Linked DNA regions of Homo sapiens: region 2 is linked to region 1. Evidence: chromatin loops called from intact Hi-C (ENCODE). Cell type or tissue: endothelial cell of umbilical vein. All regions are shown on one strand. Each heading gives the region's core, and the rest is flanking DNA. Links, peaks and the distances in the headings are about the cores only.

Region 1 (11,118 bases), core at 1,604-9,603:
TAGGCAAGAAAGATATGAAAAGGTGTTCAACTGCAATGGTCATTAAAATAACATTTAAAATGACCTTTTGTTTTTTGCCCATAAGAGTGACAACAAATAAATAAATGGCATCCAGTGCTGGTAAGGGTGTAAGGAATTAGCCAATCCTATATACAGTAGGTAATATAAAATTTTAAATAGGCATAGCCATTGACCTAGCAATATCAATCCTGGAAGTTCAGCCTTGAGATATTCTTCTGTGGGCATTTACTTAATAATGTTGATTTGCTCTTAATAGCAAAAACTAGAAGTTACTCACATTGGTAGTGGGTTAGTTAAAAAAACTTTGTCCATCCAAATAATAGAGTACTATATATCCCTTTTTTAAAGGGTGAATTATACCTAAATGCACTGATGTGGGAAGATTTCCATGTAGAAAAACAAGTTTTAGAAGACAATGCATAGTATGATCTGATATTCTTAAAAGGTGTACACGTGTGCACACACATTCTAAAGGGTCCTTGCCAACCTCCATTCCTTGCATCTCGCCACGCCCACCTCACACTTCGGATACCAGCGCCATAGGGAACCTCCAGCTTCCCTGATGTGTCATGCATTCTCTTAAGAACACGTGCTCTCCATCTGCCTGGAGCCCTGACCTCCTGCTCGGTGCCTGCCTAATTCCTCACCTTAATCCTATGTTACTGCAGGAATCTGGAAGGGTATACACCAAACTGTTAACATGGATGTTCCTGAGGTTGAGGTGTCAGGGTATTTTCACTTTCTGTATCATACTTTCCTGAATTGTTTGAATTCCTAATAATAATACATTGTAATTATTTTATGATTAGGAAAAAAGAACACTGCAACTATACAGACAACAACTGAAAAATAAAGAGATCAGAAGATCAGATTTTTGCCTCTTGTCCTACAACTATTGCTACATTCTGTCGTCTGTAAATTTCTCCAGTTCCAGTTAGACAGCACCCATCTGTGGACTCACAATCTCCAAATAAAGCCTGAAAAATCTAGGATAGAGGGAGTGAGATAGAGAGGAAAAGGAGGAGGTGACTTGCCAGTGATTTAAAAAGACAGAGCTTACTTCCAAATTTGAGGTTAGGAGACTTGAGTATTTTCAGTGCTACGGAATGAAAGCCCAGGCTTTGGTTCATTGCCCAGCTTCTCAGAGAAGCTAAAGAGAAATAACTTTACTAGGATCCTAGATACATTGTTTTAATTTACTCTATATTATTTAGCACCCCATACCAAAAAGAACTTCAAAGAATGTCCTTTTGTTAACTATAAAATAAATCAAAACTCAACCACTTAATTGATTTTAGGAAAACAGAGTATATTTGTAAAACCTTAGGTATCAGAATATTGAGGTTATAATCTGAGTCTCGCAATAACAAGTAGCGTTCATGTTAGCACATTCCACCCTAAACACAGCAAGTTCTTCTTTATTTTCTTCCTCTCTGTCACCTGCTGACCTCCCCACCCTCCATGCAATGAGGCTCTGGGCTCCATCGATTATCTTTCCTAAGTGCCTCTCAAATCCTTCCATGGCCACTGCTCTACCTTGGGTCCACGTCCTCTCTCGCCTAGACCACTGCCTCACCTGGTCTCCTTTTCCCGAGTGTTCTATTCTCCACATTGCAGCTACACTACTCTTAAAGTGCAAAATGTGAACATGTCCTTTCTCTGCTTTAACCCTTTTGGTGTCTCCCAGAGCTCACAAGACAAAGTCTGAACTCTGAGTCTAGGATAAGGCTTAAGAAGGCTTTCTTACTAGGCACTACCTTGGTTAGAGCAGTGATTCTCAACCCTGAGGTTTAAAAACCATTGTTTTCAATGCCAATGCATTTTGAAAACTCATCCCAGATGATTCCACCCCAAGAAGCCAGATGCCTTTAGTGAGAGAAACGCTGATGAGGGACAAGATGCTGTGTGAGGCCAAGAAGAAGGCAAGTCAGAGGTCCAGAAGTGGATGCAGCCTGGAATTTGGCATTAACCAAAGCTGGCTTTCCAGTTCAGGTTAGGCCTTTGTTCTTAGGATTTGCACCAAATAAGACTCATTTCATCTCATCGCCTGGTCCGGGAGGAAGGTGCTGGTTACATGCTCTAGTCAGGAACTCTTTGAGAAAACAATTTAAATATTGAATCTGCTCTGCTGTAAATAATGCATCAACTTATTTTGAAAAGTGAATATTTAATAAGTTGCAGTGCAGCGATTTGAATGTGGAATTTAATCTGCTTATAAAATCCACAAGTGAAAAACCAATTCATATAAATTACTATAAAGTTTCCATCACTTCTCCGAACATTTCTATATACCGGTTGCGCAAACACACTCCGTGGATGGAACAGGGGCAGGGGGAGGAATTAGATGCCACAGTTTGTTTTTATATAGTTTCTCGTTTCACTTATTTTTCTTTGCCTTCACAAAAATGAAGTCCAAACAGCATACTTCTATTGAGTATTCTTCTATTTTTTATTTATTTATTTTTTTGAGATGGAGTCTCACTCTGTGGCCCAGACTGGAGTGCAGTGGCGCAATCTTGGCTCACTGCAACTTCCGTCTCCCAGGTTCAAGTGATTCTCTTACCTCAGCCTCCCAAGGAGCTGGGATTACAGGCGCGTGCCACCTTGCCTGGCTAATTTTTGTATTTTTAGTAGAGACCGGGTTTCACCATGTTGGTCAGTTTGGTTTTGAACTCCTGACCTCAGATGATCCACCTGCCTCGGCCTCCCAAAGTGCTGGGATTACAGGTGTGAGCCACTGCACCTGGTCTTCTATTGAATATTTTAAAAAGAACTAGAGAGAGAGCAGTGTCTCTTAGGTAACTGTGCATTCTAATTTATAAGTCTTACTACAAGGGTCTTTTCCATTTATTTTTATACTAATTATGTACTCGTTGTTATTATTACCCTTGAACTAGACAGGCCTGCATTTGGATACCTGAGAGTTTAAAAATCTCTGAGAGTTACTAGTTGGGTTTGAAATCCCTGAGAGTTACTAGTTGAGTGACTTCTGGTCAATTGACTTACGCTTACCAAGCCTCTAGTTCTCTGGTTATTGTCTGTGTAAGGTAAGTATGTAAGACTTCTTAAAAACAAGCTAGAAATCGAATGCATATCAGTTCTTCTCCTCTCTTTCCTCCCTCCCCACTCCCCATCATACACTGTACCATAACCTCTGTGTTGTATTTGTGCAGTTGATGATCTCTTCTTAGGACTGAAATGTATTTTCTTGCGGTTATGTACTCTTTGATAATGTCAGTTCAGAAGGAAACATTGGCCCCACTGTAGTACAGGGGGGTATACTGTAGCACAGGAGAGCACTGGTTGGCTGTCAGGAGGCCATTCCAAGTGGCATTTATCCTGTAGGAATTCACAAGGGTTCAAGGTATTGTGTCAGCCATCCAGACATAGGACTTTATTTGTCCTATATACAGATGAAGGGTCTCTCTGCTTGGGGATTATGTATGTTAACCAAGGCCACAGAGACTGATATATACAAACCAGAATGCTGATTCTTTTCATGTATGATGAAAAATATACAATTACTGGTGAGGGGGTGGGCAGTGGTGGGGGTAGGGTGAGACAATTTATTAGAAGTACAAACCAAGGGAAATTGGCTCCACAGTGTCAATGCTTAGGTCACCCTAACAGATCTCTCTCTCTCTCTCTGTGTCTCTCCCTGTCTCTCTCTCTCTCTCTCTCTCTCACACACACACACACACACACACACACGGTTTCATTTTTCTATGTTCTAGTCTGTGCTATTCTGTTCATGCATCTCTCCAACTAAAGTCCTATAACATTCCAACCCATTGCCTTGAGTTCTCCTTGGTTGATCTCCTGGGTGTCCCAACTCTCAGATAGTCCTGTCACACTCATGGGGCTTTATTGCCTAGTTTACATGGGGGTGCTTCTTTCCTGCCTGCTGCTTCCCTCTTTGTGGGTGAAGATCAGTTGCTATAATGGCCTGGCCTTTCTTCCTCTTCCCCTTTCACTCAATTCTTCTCTTTCAGCCCCCAGGAAGACGCAGTAGCTTCTCTCCTTGGTAAATTTGGGAAAAATAAACTGGATGTAAAAAGATCAGCTTTCACCTCTATAGTTTCACTCTCCTTTTCTATGTTTTCAAGGCTAACCAGCCTCTCTGAAGACTGCTTTAAATCTTTATTCTAATATGACAATATGTTCAGTCAGCTCTCCCAGATTTTATATAACTGGGAGTTGTCTTTTTCAGCTCCCCTCAGTGCCTCTCTGCTCTGAGTTAAAATCTGTTGCTTTCAAAGCTTAATTGTCAGATGCCATTCATTCAAAAAATACTAATCAGTGCAGGTACTGTCCTGGGTTTGGGAAATAAAATGAGAAACAAAATGAACATGGTCTAGCCCTCATGAAGTTCACATTTTCATTTTATTATCTGGTCTTATTTTTGCATTCCTACCTGGGGAAAGCCTCACCACAGCACATTTTTGATGGTAGAAAGAGCTCTGAACCTTTGAATCAGGCAGATCTGGGTGGAATTCTAACTCAGCCACTCACTAGCTGTATGTCAGTAGACAGCCAATGAATTGCTCTGAGCCTTAGTTGTCTTAAAAGTTAAATTGCTATGTAGTTAAAGTCCATGATGCTGTTGTGAGAATAAAATGAAATAGTGCATGCAAAAAGTCTTAGCAGAGAACTTGGAACTGGTAAGCACCTCATAAATGTAAGAAGACACTTACTAATGTAATAAATGTACAATATAATAGCCGCTGTGCTCCCTTTTCCCCCCTGAACTTAAGCTTCTTGTGAGCTGGAACCATGTCTTACACTTCCTAAGGTCATAGTAGAAGCTCAATAAACGTGTCAATTCAATTGATTAGTTAAATGAGATTCACAATAGGCTCTTGTCTTAATTAGCCTTCTGTTTTTTTTATTGGTGATAAACATATCTGGTTTTTCCCCCAAAGCTGTGTAACTATGTAGCCATTGTAAAATATGTCTTTTAATAGCTTCATGTCTAATTTTCTATATTTCAAATATGTCTCCATAAAATCACAATAATTTTTAGCTGTGACTTTGACTAAATCTTCACTAATGTATAAATAATTTTATTGTTAAAAACTAAGAAAATTTAAACTGGTTATTTTAATAGTTTATTTATGTGTTACAATAAATCATACTGGTTATGTATACGAATGGAAGGAGACATTGACATGAAGAGTTGAAGAAAAGGTTAACATATTTTCTTTATGATTTTTGAGTACGGATGTTCCAATGATCCTGGAATTCTCATTGTTTCAAATAAAATGATGAGGTCATTGTAAAAACATCTGAGTTGAGACAGCAGAGTCATGCTTTTGCATCCTGTCCTGTGGAACTGCACTCTGATCTTCAGCTTACCACAAAAATCGGCTATAGCACCTTCAAACTGATGAAATGCTCACCTAAGCCACACTCTTCTGTCAAAGCTGGCTGTTTTCTACATCCTGGCTTCCTTGTTGCTGACTTAAAAGCTTTTCTTATTAGATTTTTATTGGAAAAGTTAACAAATTTTAGGGTATTGGCAAATTGTTCAGTAAAATTATGTTGATGATGTTAACAAGAATGTTAAAGAAAATTTTGCAGGTGATAACACACCGATGGTATGGTAGGAGTTGGGAACCTGGGCTCCCAGACCTCTCGGGGTATCAGTGGATGCTTGAACAAGGTGTTTGGGATACAAGTGGCAATGGTCCACACCCATATGTAATTTTCAGTCAAGTAGGGGAGGTAGACAATAAACACATAATTATAGATAGATAATATGTGTTAAAAGAAAAGTGAATAGGAAGCTGTAAGGAGAATAAGGAGAAGTTAGCTTTGGTAGTTGGTCAGGGGAGGCCCCGCTGAGGAGACTGAATTGAAGAAAGAGAAGGAGTCAGTTTAGGGAGGACCTGGAGAGGCGATGCCTCAGGCAGAGGAGAGCAAGGCAGAGGCTGCGTAGGATGAACTTGGCGCAGTCTCAGAAGCGTGGCTCAGCCGGGCTGGCTGGGGTACAGGGAGGACAACACCCAGCGCCAAGTTCTATTTTATTTAAAGTGCAGTGGAAAGCCACTGAGGGGTTCATAAACCAGGTCGGGACTGGAACTGATTTGCATTTTTAAGTGACTGTTCAATATTTGATGTGGAGAACATTGTAATGGGGTTCACATGGAAGCAGGAAGACCAGTTAGGAAACAAAGCGGTAGTCCAGTGAGAGATGACGGTGGCTTCTATAAGGCTGGTGGTCGTGGGCCTCAGGAAGAAAGGTGGTGTAAATCTAAAGATGCATACATAAAAATATCTCCTAGTTAGATCACTGCTTTCTTAAAATAATGAGAATTGAGTGTCTTACAGGCAATGTCGTCCTCAAAACACACACTGACATTACAGAACAATGTCTCATTTCCACATAAATGCATAGATTTGACAGGCACTTTTCATTGAATCCTCACATCTGAGCAGAAGAGAACACTCATACCAGCCATAAGCATAGGAACTCGGAGATGGTGACTGATTCTCCTGCCAAGCAAACTCCTGTTCTTCGTGATTGGCAGAGGCTGCCATGTGGGCAACAGGTCTGTCTATGTACAACTGTCTTAAAATTGGCTGGAGTATTGGGTCTGTGTGGGAGGTGTGTATTATTAAAGGTATATTGGGAAGATATAGGTAACCCTCCCAGGTTACCTTGGGAGGATGTAGTGAATGAAGATGATGTGTGTGCGTGTGTGTGTGTGAGCGTGCTAGTGTGACTTGCTGCTTTAATAGCTTATGCATCACCATAGCCAGCTATAAACGGAACAAGTTCATAGAAACTCCATTAATAAAAAGCGTCAGAGAAATGGCTTCACTTATTGACATAAGTATAAAACCTCTCCACAGTATACTTCGTATGACATCAAAATTCCTTGGCAGCAACTATAACAGATTTGAAATAAATAACTTGGTAAAATCAGTCTACAAAACCTATAGTCTGTGAGGCATAATTTGGGCCTGTTCTCTAGGTAATGAAATAATTATACAAAATGGCGTAATTTGGTTTGAACACAGTAAAGGAAAAGAAAACTCAAGACTTCCATTTAACTGTATTTTTTCTCTCAAGGTCCTGAAATCTGTGGCTTACTAGGATTTGGGAGTGGAAATCCATTTTGTTTAGGTGACTGAGATGTTTGAGGTGGGGAGAAGTTAAAAGGAAGCGGGGCTGCTACTTGAAGGTAGAACAAAAGCTGGACCCTGGATCATAGATGCGGAAAAATACTCTCTTCTCCCCTGGGTTGCATGCAGTGGGAAGACCACCCACTTCCCCAACTCCAACCCTGTCTGCCTTTCAAATCTTGTTCAAGTACCCTTTTTTTTTTTTTTTTCCTCGAGACAGAGTTTCACTCTTGTTGCCCAAGCTGGAGTGCAGTGGTTCTATCCTGGCTCACTGCAACCTCTGCCTCCCGGGTTCAAGCAATTCTCCTGCCTCAGCCTACCGAGTAGCTAGGCTTATAGGCGCCCGCCACCACGTCCGGCTAATTTTTTGTATTTTTAGTAGGAACGAAGTTTCATCATGTTGGCCAGGCTGATCTTGAACTCCTGACCTCAGGTGATGCACCCGCTCGGCCTCCCAAAGTGCTGGGATTACAGGCATGAGCCACCATGCCTGGCCTCAAGTACCTTCAATTGGCAGAACGTTATTTGCATTTAGAATCCTAAATTCAAAATAATCTGAAAATAATTGTTTTCAATTTTGCAATGAAGGAAAGCACCCAAGAAAATAGGTTGGAATTGGTGCTGAGGACCAATTCGTCACATCTGTTACAGAAGAGAGAACTGGGGGGATGATTTTAGTGGAATGAGTCTCTCCTTCCCTCAGGTCAAAAAAGAAGAGCTTCAGGGACACTACTCAGAAAGCTAGAAGTGTGTCCTCTGCAGTTTGGGCATTAGGGTGGGATGTATTCTGACTCCTGCCTGGGGAGTGTGAAAATGAGAGACACTCTGACTACAGGAGCAAAGCAATTTGGCACTGCATCATGATTGGCCTGTTCTTCTAGAGCTTCAGATTCAAGAGGAAGAAAGTAAAAGGAAGCATGAAGGTTTCTGATGTACTTGATGGCCCACATTCCAAAGAGAGCTGATGTGGAGTTGATTCATGTCTGTCCATGTGGGTTGTCTGAAGAGGAGAAGGGGCTTCACCAGGAAGAGGCTGGAGGTCAGCCATGAAATTCTTAGGAGTGAGGAAAGAGGTGTGGCATGGAACAGGAAGAGAGTACAGCATTTCCAAACATTTCCCCTAAGAAAAGGAATTGGGTTTATTGCCTGCCAGGCCTGGGGAGGATGCTGAAGGCTCACACCAGCTCCAGACAGTATCAATGGTCCTGCCTTCTTTAATCTCCTCTTTCCCCATACTTCAAAGGTCAGATACTATGGGTGCAAGAGAGAATGAAGGAGGAGATGAAAGGTGAGGGAAATGAGTGTTATGCACTTAATTGTGTCCCCCCGAATTTATATGTTGAAGCCTCAACTCCTAATGAGTTATCTCTAAAAGGTAAGGCTTTTATGGAAATAATTAAGGTTAAATGATATCATAAGCCCTTATCTAATAGGATTAGTGTACTTAAAAGACAGCAGAGAGCTTGCTTGCTGTCTCTACCATATGAGGACACAGAAAGAAGGTGGCCATCTGTAAGCCAGGAAGAGAGCCCTTACCGGGATCCAAATTGGCCAGCATCTTGATCTTGGACTCCCAGCCTCTAGAATTGTGAGAAATATATTTCTGTTGTTTAAGCCCCCCAGTCTATGTTATTTTATAAAGATAGCAAAAGCAGACTGTGAGAAGCTAAGTCGCTTCCTCTGTCTGCTGGTAACTTGCAAATGGGAGGGAGAAAGTGTTTTAGCCTTAAACCGAGTTTAGAGTTTCAATGATTATATAAAGCCAAATATTTTTGCTTACTGAATTGAGATCAAAACTTGTTATATTTTATTCCCAGAGAGTGACCAGAAATAGCATGAGATTGTTTGAGACTTCTTCCAGGAGCTGGAGAAGAACTAGTCTGAAGAGTTAATTTAGAGTCAATGGGGGCAGAAGACAAAATTGCTTGATGATTACATCCTAAGAATTGTTCTTGTTCAGCATACTGATTATAAATTAGCCTTCCAAATCAATATATCTTGTTTTATACTAGAGACACTCAGATATCCTAAAGGAGATAGAGTGACTCCAGGCCCCTTAGAAATGACTATACCTGGCAGAGCATGCCAACTGGAATCAGGTTGGCCCATCATGAAAACAAAGGAAAATGGAAGAGCCAGCTGACTGGGTGCACTTTTGGAGACATCTATTATCAGATTTCTTTCCATTTCCAAATGCACAAATGACCTCTCAAGACTTAGGGGGAATTCATATTTGTGAGGACTCGAGCCCATGCAAACCATAGCATTTAAGTTGGAGTTGTTTAATGAATCACAGCCTAATTTCCTCTGTTGCTCATGGCTATTTTGTTGTTGCTTAAAATGTTTGCCAAGAAAAGGGTTATATAACTTCTTACCTTAACATGGCAGAGCATATTTGGTAGGTGATGAGTAAACTGCCTAAGCTGTGCAGCACAGAGTCCAGTTATAACCTGTGTGGAACTGGCATTTGTGTAAATAGTCTGACAAGAAAGTTTAATTTCATTACAAGTACTTAAAGCCAAACAAGGGGATTCTGTCTGTTAGCTTCTGGTTTGGTTTCTTCAGCTACTCTGGCCTCTTTCCCAGGTGGATAATTCTTGTTACTAAAATAGTACAGCTCTAAGGCAGGCCACATGATGTTTGAACGGAGTTAGGGCAGATGGCAAACATTCTTGACCTTCTATCAGCATGAAACCAGAGTAGGTTAATGCCCTCTTAGTGGCAAGAAGACCAGTCTGGTAAAGTTTAAGAGTTAGCATTTCAAATGTATTTGTTTATTTGATATTAGAGTTTGAAGACATTGACTAACATTGTCAAAATTTGGTACACTGCTAAAGGAAATCAACATACACTTTTAAAAGTCTGTATGGAGTATAAGTTGCTCAGTTTTCATGCAGGGGTAAATAGCACCAGGTGATAATGTACTGTGTTTTGACCCTCTCCTCTGATGCTAGTTTGCCCAGAAATGAGTAAATGCCTAGCAAATTAAGGTGGGCTCATAGGTTCAAACGCCAATCAATAAAGCTAAAGATAAGCACTTAGCAATGTTGAATTAAGGAAATTGTCTAACTGAGATTAATTTCCACACCATAAAATTTGTCTGTTTCAAGTTTTCAATTGTATTATTTTTGCAGAATTATGCAACCATCACTACCACCCAGTTTTACAACTTTTTCATTGCCTCAAAGAATTGCCTCATGCCCATTTGCAGTGAATCTCTACTCCACCCTCAGCCCCAGGAAACCACTAATCTAATTTCTGTCTCTATAGATTTCATATAAATGAGATACAATATGTATTCATGTGTACATCTGGCTCCTTTCAGTTAGCATAAAGTTTGGCTTTTATGAATAATCATGCAATGAACATTTGCCTACAAGTCTTTGTATAGATACTTGATTTTATTTCTCTTGGATAGACACTTCAGAGTGGAATTACTGGTTTGTATGGTGAGTTTATGTTTATTTTTTTCAGAAACTACCAAACTATTTTCCAAAGTAGCTGTACCATTTTCCATCCCCATCAGCAATTTTCCAATTGCTTCATATTCTCTCCAACACTCTTTATTGTCCATCTTTTCTATTTTAGTCACCCTAGTGTATCGAGTAGTAACTCATTGTGGTTTTACTTTGCATTTCTCTAGTGAGCAATGACATCCAACATCTTTTCATATGCTTGTTAAACAATCCTATATCTTCTTGGTGAAATATTTGTTTAGTCCATTTTTAAATTGTGTTGTTTGTTTTCTTGTATATCGAGTTATAAGAGTTCTTTATATGTTCTAAATTCAGGTCCTTTGTTAGATACATGATTTGCAAGTACTTTCTTCTAGCCTGCGACTTGTCTTTTTGTTGACTTAGTGGGGTCTTTTGAAGTACAAAAGTTTTTGATTGTGATGAAGTCCAATTTATCAACATTCATATTTTATGGATTATGCTTTCGTTGTGACTGACTTTTTTTGTATAATGG
Region 2 (11,118 bases), core at 2,145-10,144, 120 kb after region 1:
CTAATTCAGTTACACCAGAAATATCTGAGAGCTCTCTCCAGAACCCCAGAGATAAGTGTGTTAACAAATGTTTCATCTTTGCCGATCAAGTAAATAAAAATTGGTATCTCATAGTTTTAATTTGCTGCTTCTTATTATGAATTAAAATATCTTTTATTTTGTGCATGTTTATAAGCCAACTATATTTCATTTTATGTGAAGTATGTGTTTCATGTCATTTGCTCATTTTTCTGTTTATACTAAGCTCTTTGTGATACATGTTGCAAATGCTTCCTCCATTTTTTGTTTTGTTTGTCTTTTGGCTTTGTTTATTGAGTTTTGGCCCTGCAGAAGCTTTTTATTGTAATGCAATAAAATGCATGATAAATGTTAAGGCCTCTGCGTAAAACTAGAAAGGCCCTTCCTACTCTGCGATTCGAAAAAAAAATATCTCTACAGTTGTTATGTTTTCTTTAAGACTTTTTAAAGCAAAATTTTAAGTTCACAGTATATTTTTATTTTTAACATTTTAAGTCTTTCATCTATCTGGAATTTATTTTAATTTAAAAAATCAAGTAGGAATATAAGTTTATTTTTTTCCCAAATAGCTACCCAGTTGTCCCAATCTCATTAATTACATAATTCAACTTTCTCCGCTGATATACATGTTATTTTTATCATGTACTAAATTCCCATATACATTTTAGTTCACTGATCTGCCATCCATTCATGTGTCAGTACACACACTCAATCCTCTATTCTCTGACTCCAAGTAGCATTCTTTCCTGCGTTACTCACATTCTCAAAACAACACACAGTAAGTGAATGAAGTGCTTTATGAATTGCTAGTAGTAACACTTAAATCTTCTCTCATTTTCTCCCTGCCCCCACTAGCTAACAATATTCAAACTCTTTTTAACATCACTAAGAAAAATATAATTAGGACAGTAAATCTGTTTGGAAGTTTAAGAGATTGAACATCAGATACTACATTCTTGAGTCAAACAATTTGGGGCTAACCCATTGGCTCATAATCTTTTATAACAACCAGTGATTTTGGGTAGGCAGTGTGTGTATGTATACACAAGTGTAAGGTACATGTACCATGTACCTAGCGATAGCACTTCAGCAAACCACTGCTCCTCCCAAAATATCCATATTGCTTGAAGAGCAAATACATTTGGCATTTTATGTCCTAATCCTTCTGAAATGGGATTTTCTCACCATTAAATGTCCTTCCCAACTGCATGTATTAAAGATGTGATGCTGAAATTTCTCTCCTAGGAGACTCAAGGGGGAAAAGAGTCAATGTCAGTCATTCTAAATAGTGGGATGTGTCTGAACATATGGAGGATGTGAAGACACATGGAATGGGACTGCCTTCTGCAAAATGATGCAGTTTTGAGCAGAACTTTGTTACCCACAAAACTGGTGTCTCTATTCCTTCACAAACATCCCCATTTAGATCTGAGGCCCAGGCTGCCACCAGAAGAACTCTCTGCCCCTGGAGACTTCTCCCCAGCCAGAGACAGGTGATTGTGCCATGAAATCACTGGGTGCTAGGAGGGCTGCAGACCATGTTGGAGGAAACGCCTGCTTGCCTGCTGCATCACTGATTGTTTCCTGAATATCAAGAAAGACGATGCTGGGAATAGTCCCTCCTTGCCCAGATCTCTGAAAAGCCAGGTAGGAGGTGAGATTCTGGATATGCCTGCCAGCAACCTTTCAGAACTTTTCACATATTCCTCACCCTAAGAATTCAAATTCTAGCACTTCAGGAATCCTGCCTTTTTTTTTTTTTTTTTTTTTTTGAGACGGAGTCTCGCTCTGTCACCAACCCCGCCTTTATAGATTAAGCATAGAACTCTTTGGTACCCTAAAAATGTTCAATATATAGATTTTTTAGGATAATGCTAGAAGACCCTTCTTTGTACTTAAAAAAGAAAAAAACAACTGAAAAAGTTCTCTGGAAGTAGGGGTGAGAGGAGGAAATTCCACCGTGTCGTGGGAAAGAAAATGCCTGAACTAGAAAAACAGCAAGAAACAAGTGGTGGACACTATGGAGGTAGGCGTTCCATTAAACAGCGCTGAAAACCTGAAATTCCTCATCTCCCTGCACTTTCCATGGAAGGTGGCCAGAGGGCCTCAGTCACGGGAGAGATGCCATGGGCTCCATCCAGGCAGAGGCCCCATTTTGTCCAGGCTTCAGCAAACCAGAGGCGATTCCGGTCCTCTCCCTCGCTCTCTTCCGGCGCTGCTTCCTTCCCCCACCCCTCCAACAATAGTCTCCTCTTGATTTCTGTTCCAAGAGAGAACGGTGAGTCCCCAGTGCAAAGGAAACTCTAAGGATTCTTTCCACAGAGTTTTCTCACTGGGAAGAGGGAGGCGTGTGGACTGGCGTCTCCTCTTTGGCTGTGATGCTGGAGAAGCGGGTCCTCCCTTTCTCCCTGAGGAAGACACAGGGCAGACAGCAAGATTTCTCATCCTTATTCTCAAGCATTCAAAGGAAGAAAGCGGCAGAGTACGTTTTCTTCCTGGAAGAACTCTGCGGTGCCCTAATGTGTGCACTATGGTTTTAAATGTTTTTTTCAAGCTACTGAAAAAAGCTAAACTATTTTTTAGGGTAATCTGCCTGAAATACTCATCACTACCCTCCCTGGGGGCTTCCTTACCCTGAGCCAGCAGCTTGAATAATAAGCAGAGCCTTGGTCCCCTCTTCAGCTTTGTTAGATCTGGGGAAAGGCCTAGAAATCTGCCCCAGGTAACTCTGATGATTGGTGCTCAGAAAGCACCTGAAAATAATACCCTCGCCCTTTCTGAGAGTGCTAGGATCCCATGATATGGAGTTAACTTCATGGGAGAGATCACAGAAATCATGCCTACTGTTGCTCAGAGCTGAATAGATTGGAGACTTGTCCAGTAATGCCACTATTTAATAGGGAGGTATGTTGTCTTGGACAAGGTCAAAGTTAACAAATGGCTTTGTAACTCCTTGGAATAGAGTCCTACATTCCCTGATCAATCTGTGTGCAACAGTCCAAAACCATAAGGCAGTGCTGCTCAGACTTGAATGTGCAACTGGTCACTTGGAGATCTTGTTAAAATGCTGATTCTGATTCAGTTGATCTGCAGTGGAGCTGGGATTTATTCTGCATTTCTAACAAGCTCCTAGGTGGTGCCATGGTGTTGGTCTTTGGACCCCATTTGAAGGCTACTACCTTAAAGGATACATATTTGTTTTAAAGAAATTATTAGCTACAGATGACACTTTTTCCTTATAAGGAAACTGAAAACAAGCAACATTAATTTACTGACCTTGAGCAAATCACGTACTTTCTGTAGTTTATCTGTTAAACAAGGTGGTTGCCTTTCTTCAGCTCTAAGATGAGGAGAATAAGGCACGTACTTGAGAATGGGGTAAGTGAAATGAAGTATCTAAAGTTCTGAGGAGGCCCCAAACCTAGTAATGACTCCTCCATAATTGTTGGCGCTGGTGGTGGCAGTGCCGTTGTTGGTAAATCACTCTCCCATTTAGTATCAGTGGCCATCAAAGAATGAGGTCAGAGTGGGGCCATAATCTATCAAAGGAATATAGGAGAATTGCCCAGTATTCTCTTTGTGTGCCCTGGTACTTGACACTAAAGAGAGATTCTATCAATGTTAATAGAGAGTGCCTTTTCAGTTTCTACTCCAATTAACAGACACCTAGAACCCCAATGTTGTTAAATGTAAAAAGCATCATCCAAAATCCCAACTTTTGTTACTAGGTGTTTAGATTTGCCACTTTAAATTTGCCAAATAAGTATAAAACTGACTCGATCCAGTGGTTTTGGCCTTCTTCAATTGGCTTGAATTAAAGAAAGGAAAGGGTATTGTGCTCAACAAGGGTATCACATTTCTCTCCCTGAATTTACCCCATGGTGTTTTGTCAATTCAGCCCAAGTGGCATTCCTTTAGCTTGGATTCACAGCCTTTGCCTATAACAAACCAGAGAGCTGAACACTTCCTACAAGGCTGGATCCTGGCTCACAGCTCTTTTAGTCAAGGAAAAACAAATGACCGTTCTCTGTCTCGCCAAAAACAATTTGCAAACCCATCATCTGCCCAGAAAATAAATGGAAAATAAAATGCAACAACAGTCTTTTCTGTGTATCTATCTGATAAATGTTAATTTCCCATGAACAAATGGGTGGGGGTGCTTGCCAAGACGACATTTTAATACACATGTAGCAGCCCCATGCACACAACAGCAGAACAAGCCCATATAGTTCCAGTCAATTCAGGTGAGGGATAAATCCATCAAGCTGGCAGTTTGGCATTGTCTAGACTCCAGAAAAGTTTGACTAACTTTTTTTTTTCAAATTAATGGCTTCATTTGGCATTGTATAAAGATAGCATCTTTCATTCTACAGCCCACTGATTCATTAACTCATCTATTTAACAAATATTTATTGTGCATCTATGACAGGCTCTGTGCTATTGTAGGCCCTGGGCAGACAGCAGTGGACAAAACAAAGTCCCTGTCCTCATGCTGCTTCCTTTCTTGTGAACTTATGTATTACACATAACGCTGGATGAAGACATGTTCTTATTCTTTTATGTAAATACCATTGTTTTATGTAAATGTATTTGGTTTTTGAATAGTCTAAAAGAACAGCCTTCATTAGGCTAGTTGTTTCTGAGGGTGCACATTAAAATTATTTGCTGTCTCTATGTTCCTGTCAGAGGGAGATCTGTGTCCATTGCTGCTTTATTTCATTATCCATATAAACATATAAGAAAAAAATGAGTGATTTAGGTAAAAACTCAATCAGGAAATTTAGAACAACTTTTTCTATAAGGTTTATATTTTCCTTATAATTGAAGCATACAATATGACCTGTGAATGCTGATTTTTCAAACACCATTATCAATCTTTTTGCCTTTCTACATCACCATTAAATTAGGGACAAGGATCTAACTTGTAAAATAGGCTCATCACAGCACACGTTGTAAAAAAATAAGAAACAAAACCTTATGAGATAGAATCTACTAATATTTTTTAAAGGGAATAGAAAAAGCTTAGTATCTGTGTTTTTCTTGATTAACAAATACATGCTCACTCTAAGATGCAAATAATATAGAAATGGATAAATCAAAAAGTGCTATTCCACCGGGCGCAGTAGCTCATGCCTGTAATCCCAGCATTTTGGGAGGCCAAGGCAGGTGGATCACTTGAGGTCAGGAGTTCGAGACCAGTGTGACCAACATGGTGAATCCCCATCTCTACTAAAAATACAAAAAATTAGCCAGGCGTGGTGGCGGGCAGCTGTGATCGCAGCTACTCGGGAGGCTGAGACAGGAGAATCACTTGAACCTGGGAGGCGGAGGTTGCAGTGAGCCAAGATTGTGCCACTGTACTCTAGCCTGGGTGACAGAGCCTGACTCTGTCTCAAAAAAAAAGTGCTATTTATATTGATTTATAATGTTTACAGATCTAAGTAATTGATCTTGTGATTTACATATGGTTCTAGAACACTGATCATTATCATCAGATTGCTCAACCGGCTAGGACATTCCTTATTCCATAATACTAATAGCTTCTAAAATAACATTTGATATACTCAGAACTATCTTCTAGAGAGAACATCCAGTGCTGAATAGGAATTCCATTTAAAAGCATGGCTCTTAAAACGAGCATTTACAGTTAATGTTAATGCCATCCAGAAGAAGACGGAGCAAGACACTGACCATCTGTTTTGGAGAATCACAGCATGTCAGCAAAAGGGTCTCACAGATCATCCCATGAAGTGGACAGGGCAGGAGGAGACTATAAACAAGCCCGTAGGTGAATTCTAATACACACACACACACACACACACACACGCACACCTCGAAAATTACTTATTTATCCCATTTTGTCATTTCACAGATGAGAAAATTGAGATCCAAGCAAGTAAAGCAACCTGTCAAGTCATGCATATAGGAAATGCAGAGATTGGATGAGAACAGCAGTGTTCTGACTCCCAATCTGGTCTTTTTCTACTCCACCAAGCCACATGAGAGGGCACCTTTTGCACGTTAGTGCAGAACAACTCAGCTTCGATTTGTCCCTAAGGTTAAGTGTCCAAACATGTCTCTGTTGTTTCACAAGCTCTCAGTCTAACAAAAGGACCTGAATGGCTTTGGTTATTGGTGGTAGATTTTTTGTTATTCTTGCTGTTGTGTGTTTTGCTTTTGGAAAGTGGAGAGAAATTTAACTAAGACCTAAGTAAAAGTATCATTATTACTTGACAAACTAACGGTCATACAGGTTTTAAAGTTTAGAGTGAAAGAAAAATAGCAGTTGGATCAATCAGGCACCACACACACACATGCACACACGCACGCACACACGCACGCACACACACATGCGCGCGCACACACGCGTGCATGCACACACACACGCACACCCATGGTGATATATAGTGTTCTGTTTCTCTGTGTGAAGGTGAGTGGCTCACTGTTACAATGTTTGAGGAGAGAGAACCCCAAGTGTGCTCAGCCCTGGGCAGGAGGAGAATGTGTCACTTTAAGTCCTTTCCTCTTTAGCTGAGTCATGGTACAACCACGATGGTCTCCAAAAAAAGTGTCTCCAGCCCTCCACAACCAGGGAAAAGGTCACCAATAACACAGAGCTCAAGCAGTTGGGGAAGTGGGTGAAAGGGAGAATAAAATGTCCACAATATAACTGAACTCTCTTTGCACGTTCATCTAAGTTGAAAACTTTTATCCCGAGACAAACTTTCCCCTGCATTGAGCTGTGTTGAATACAGCTGCATTCAGTGAAGCTAAATCTGCCATTTCTGCCATTCGTGAAGATGAATATCAATACATTAAACTCTACACTCTTTTATTTTATAAGAATTTAGAATTTAGAATATCTTCACTCAGTGTGTGCCCAACTCTAAAGCTGTGAGGAATAATATCTGCTCTGATAGATCCTTGGTATAGTATTAAGCAAGAATAATGACACAAATTATAGGAGACTCATTCTGTTCTCTGTATTAACAAAATACAGTACTCTTCAGTGTTAATATATGACCCTTAAAAAATATATAACTGACACTGATTGACTCCTACTACTTGCCAAACATTATGTTAAGTGTTTTATGCCGATAGTTGTATTTAATTCTCACAACTCCATTATGTTGACGCAATTTTACATTTGGGGACACTGAGATTTAGAGCAGTTAAGTACCTGCCCCGAGGCCCATAAACAGTAGGCAACGAAGCTGAAATTCAAACCAAAAGTAGTACAACAACAGAGACTGTGCTCTACTCACTCTAATTTGACTCACATCCCAGCACACAGATCTACAGGACACACATCCTAACATAATTTAAAATGTGTATAAGAAATTGTAATTTAGTTATGTGTACAGTTTTGGCAGAAATTAACGAATAAAATACTGTGTGTCTCAAATTCTGGATCACTTCAAACTGGAATTCCCCCAATGATATCACAAAAGAGCCTCTGATGACCCCCAAATAATCACACACTGGAAGTTTCCACAAATGCCAACTCACTCTTTGGCGGTGAGTGAGTAAAGATAGATTGAGTGGTAGTGACTTCGATGAAACTAGTCGATGGCTTTTATTCTTCGGGTAGCTAAAATTCATTTCCCCCAGTATCCAAGAAATATTTTCACAGCAATGACTTAACAACTTAAATGGAAATATTGAATACACTTTTTTCTTTAAAAGAAAACTGCATATCCTCAGCTTCTTAATCTCAAGCCATAGTCATGCTAGCAGTGGGGCTGTTTTCTGAGCCACTGGCCTACCCACCTTGTGCTTTCCTTGTCTTTAATTTAATTGCCTTCCTTGTCTTTAACAAATGACTCTGCTGTCATTTGTTTCCTATTGTGTTGCATCTGATGCTTTTACTCAGTAAACAAAACTAGAATGTGTTCTGTGATGTTGTTTTAGTTGAGCACAAAATTCAATACATTATCAAGAGAAATGAAACTGAAAGGAGCAAGTCAAGATCGCAGACCTGCGTTTTCTTCTGGGGCCACAGTTGCTGATAAATGATGCAATAATGCCCTCGACAATCTATTCCAGCTACCTCTTGATCTGAAGATCTATGGAAATGGAGTAGTTAGGGGAGGTGGTAGGGTAGCAGTAAAACACTTTCAATTGTTATTAGAATAATTTTGCATCCGCAAGCTGGCAAACGCTATTCACGTCTCTTTACATTGCTCGTTTTATGATGCTCCTAAAGAAAATCCTTGAAAAAAGGAGAAGAAAAAAGAGGTCTGACTAATGGAACAAAAGCTACATCACAGTCTAGTTCTGTCATGTTTTCTCATCCTTAGTAAGATGATGGTTCAATTTTGAATAAAGATTAATTACTTGAATGTGGTTAAAGCATAGTCTAGCCAAATTAATTTTTAAAATGAGAGTCCAGCTATTTTTATCTTATTCTTCACATCCCAGGTGATTTCAATCAGTAAATTTCATAGCAGTGAATATTTTTAAAAAGTATGCTTGGCCATTGGCTTTTACCCATTCGGCATCTCTCTGAATTAAAGTATTAATATTGGGAAACATAACGAGTCTCTCGGAGTGACCTTGCTGACCTATTTTTGACAACATGATTTCGGCTCCCTCATGGCTTGCGATGATAGGTGCTGGTAACATTATCCTTTATGACTAATCTAATTGAAGCAAGTTAGACTTTTAAAAACTAGTTGTGTATGTTAGCTTGACTAGCTTGCTACGCCCTATTTGGTGCTTGGAAAACCAGGCACTGGGTGAATGCTTTTCAATTGCGTCTGTAACTTAGTTTTTCCCTCCTACTGACATAAATGATCCATCTTAATCCTCCCATTCTAGCTGCATATTGTTTTCCAAAACTAAAGCTATATGCCCCAAAACCTTTGCCTTCTATCATGTGGCAGATGACATCTTCCACTGACAGTGAATAATAAATTTACACTCAACCCGCATGGGGAACCTGAACACATAAGCTCCCCACATGCAGAACTATTTCCAAGTGACATTCCCTTCTCTCTTTCCCTTCTACTTCAGTGATGCAGAATAACCATCATATAACAATTAACAATCCTCCTTTAGGGGGATGCTGAATGGAAAGAAAAGAACAGGAGAAGGGCACCTCAATCCAGGTAACGTATTAACAAAAACCCCAGAGCAAACCACAGTCCTTAACAGACACCCTGATAAGGCTCCCAGGACACAGTACTGAGGAAGAGCAAATTCTCCAGTGGGACACATCTCACACGCCAGTGGCTCCTGGTTCTCCCAGCCACATGATCTGTGCCAAAATTCAGATTTAACGCAGTGTCCTCTTTAGTCCCAATGTAATTCTATTTCTAGTTTTGCCAGCCTTAGTTCTGCAAAGCATCAGTATTCTCTTACCAAAAAAAAGTATTAGCTGAAATTCTGGGCCATCTATCACTTATACCCTTTGGTTAAGGACTACTCCCAGTAAGGTATTTTCTGTTGAAGATGCCCACAGCAGTATCCACCCAGGAACCTTGAAAAGGAAGCAGAAATGATTGCATGGGTAACTTACCAGCTCCTGAGGTCTGAATGGCTGCAGCAGCCCCACTCCTTTACCTGATCCCTGCTCTCTCTGTCTCTCTCCCTCTCTCTCTCCCTCTTTCTCTTGTGTACAGATTGCAGGGAACTTAAAGAACTCGCAGGGACAGTGTTTCGAATGACTTAAGAAAGAGAACAGGAACAATACTTCGTTCTCTTTTTCTCAGATGAGTACCTTCGGGAAGAAGGAAGGAAGGGAGGGGAGAGGGAGGAAGTCAACAACCCTTTGCTTTCCTGAAAAAAAATAAGGAAACAGAAGATAGACATCTCATTTTCTCTTAAACAAAATGTTGGAAGGGGCAAAAAAAAAAAATCTTTGAAAAAAGGAATTCCTCAAATATGTTCTCTGCCCTGGGAGCTTTAAAGAGATGAAACGCCTTAGTGGCCTGTCCTGTCCAAACAAACGGTGTTCCAGACAGGCAGGCTCTCCTGAGCCTGCAGCCTCTGGTATCTGGTTTGCAGAACTGACACAGCCGAAAGGGAACAAATCATGTCATGTCGACTTAGAGCAAGGGAGAGCTTGGCCTGTTGTGCTAACCAAGGTAAACCTGCAGCCTGTAAGACAGTGTCGGGGCTGGGCAGCCAGGACTCCTGGCTTTTCTTAGGCCCTTTGAAACACCAGCATTGCTGCAATTCCTCGCTGACTCTAGATCCTTAGAGTTTTTCCAGGATCAAATAGCAGATTTATGCCCACCGAACTTTATACAGTGGACCCAATCCAGCTTCCATCACTGATGGATGAAAAAGGAAAAGAAGCAACTAACCACAACTGCTGCCGGCCATGGTTATCTCAGATCTGTTGTTTATATTATTCTATCCTCTACATTCCTAAGGCGTCTTGGATTTAATCACCTCTGGAAAACTGGAAGGAGATTTCTAATTTGTTTTCAAAATACTGTGAAGCAGCATAGGGTTTAGATAAATCAGCCATGGTGTTCGAAAAAAGATAGGGGAGGCAGGAGCAGTTAAAATGGAGGGAGTAACCTTTATCAAGGTAGAAGACTTGGGGCTTCAGCAGGCAGGCATGAGCTTGCTTAGGCTAGTTGCACTTAGGAATAAGCTTGGTTTTAACTTCTCTGATTTGTGTTATGTCTCTTGTGTCCCTTATTCATCTGGTTAGGACCATTTTCACTGTGAACAGGAACCAGCAGTTATGTAGACCTTTGTGGCAGCAAAAGAAAAACCAGCCTTACACTACTTCCTCATTTCACCCAACTGTGAAAAAAATGGGGTGGACAGATACACCTGATTGCAAAGAGTCATGAAAGTGAGTTCAGGGGAAGAATGATTCTGATTCAGTGACCCTGTAAGATTTTGATTGAGTCCTTATTGGCCTATAGGATTATGTTTTTATTCTGACAGATATTTTTCTATCATCTATCTGTCTATCTATCATCTATCTATCTATCTATCTATCTATCATCTATCTATCTAATCTATCCATATATCTATCTATCTCCCTGTCTATCTAGTTATCTGAATATGTGTGCATGTATCAGAGAGAGACATGAAGATTTTGTTACTCGGTAGGTGTGCACAAGCCAGAGCAGAGTC

The links. Peaks named below come from ENCODE experiments on the same cell type or tissue, not always from the same donor. Only the 100,000 strongest peaks of a DNase experiment are listed, where the experiment ranks them.
Region 2: it touches region 1 in a loop (2.4-fold over the local background); 16 of 110 quality-filtered maps call a loop at or near these places.

The regions. Positions count from the first base shown.
Region 1 is chr5:72,382,889-72,394,006 of GRCh38, forward strand. No RefSeq gene overlaps it. Among named protein-coding and RNA genes, the nearest start is that of PTCD2, 68 kb to the left of the region's middle. In endothelial cell of umbilical vein, for the core only: no CTCF peak of the experiment used is centred there; a DNase peak (open chromatin) is centred at 5,293; H3K27ac peaks cover 2,514 bases.
Region 2 is chr5:72,497,713-72,508,830 of GRCh38, forward strand. It overlaps ZNF366 (zinc finger protein 366), which reads right to left and starts at 9,698. Exons shown (of 5, transcript NM_152625.3): 1 at 9,539-9,698. In endothelial cell of umbilical vein, for the core only: no CTCF peak of the experiment used is centred there; DNase peaks (open chromatin) are centred at 2,149 and 6,619; H3K27ac peaks cover 389 bases.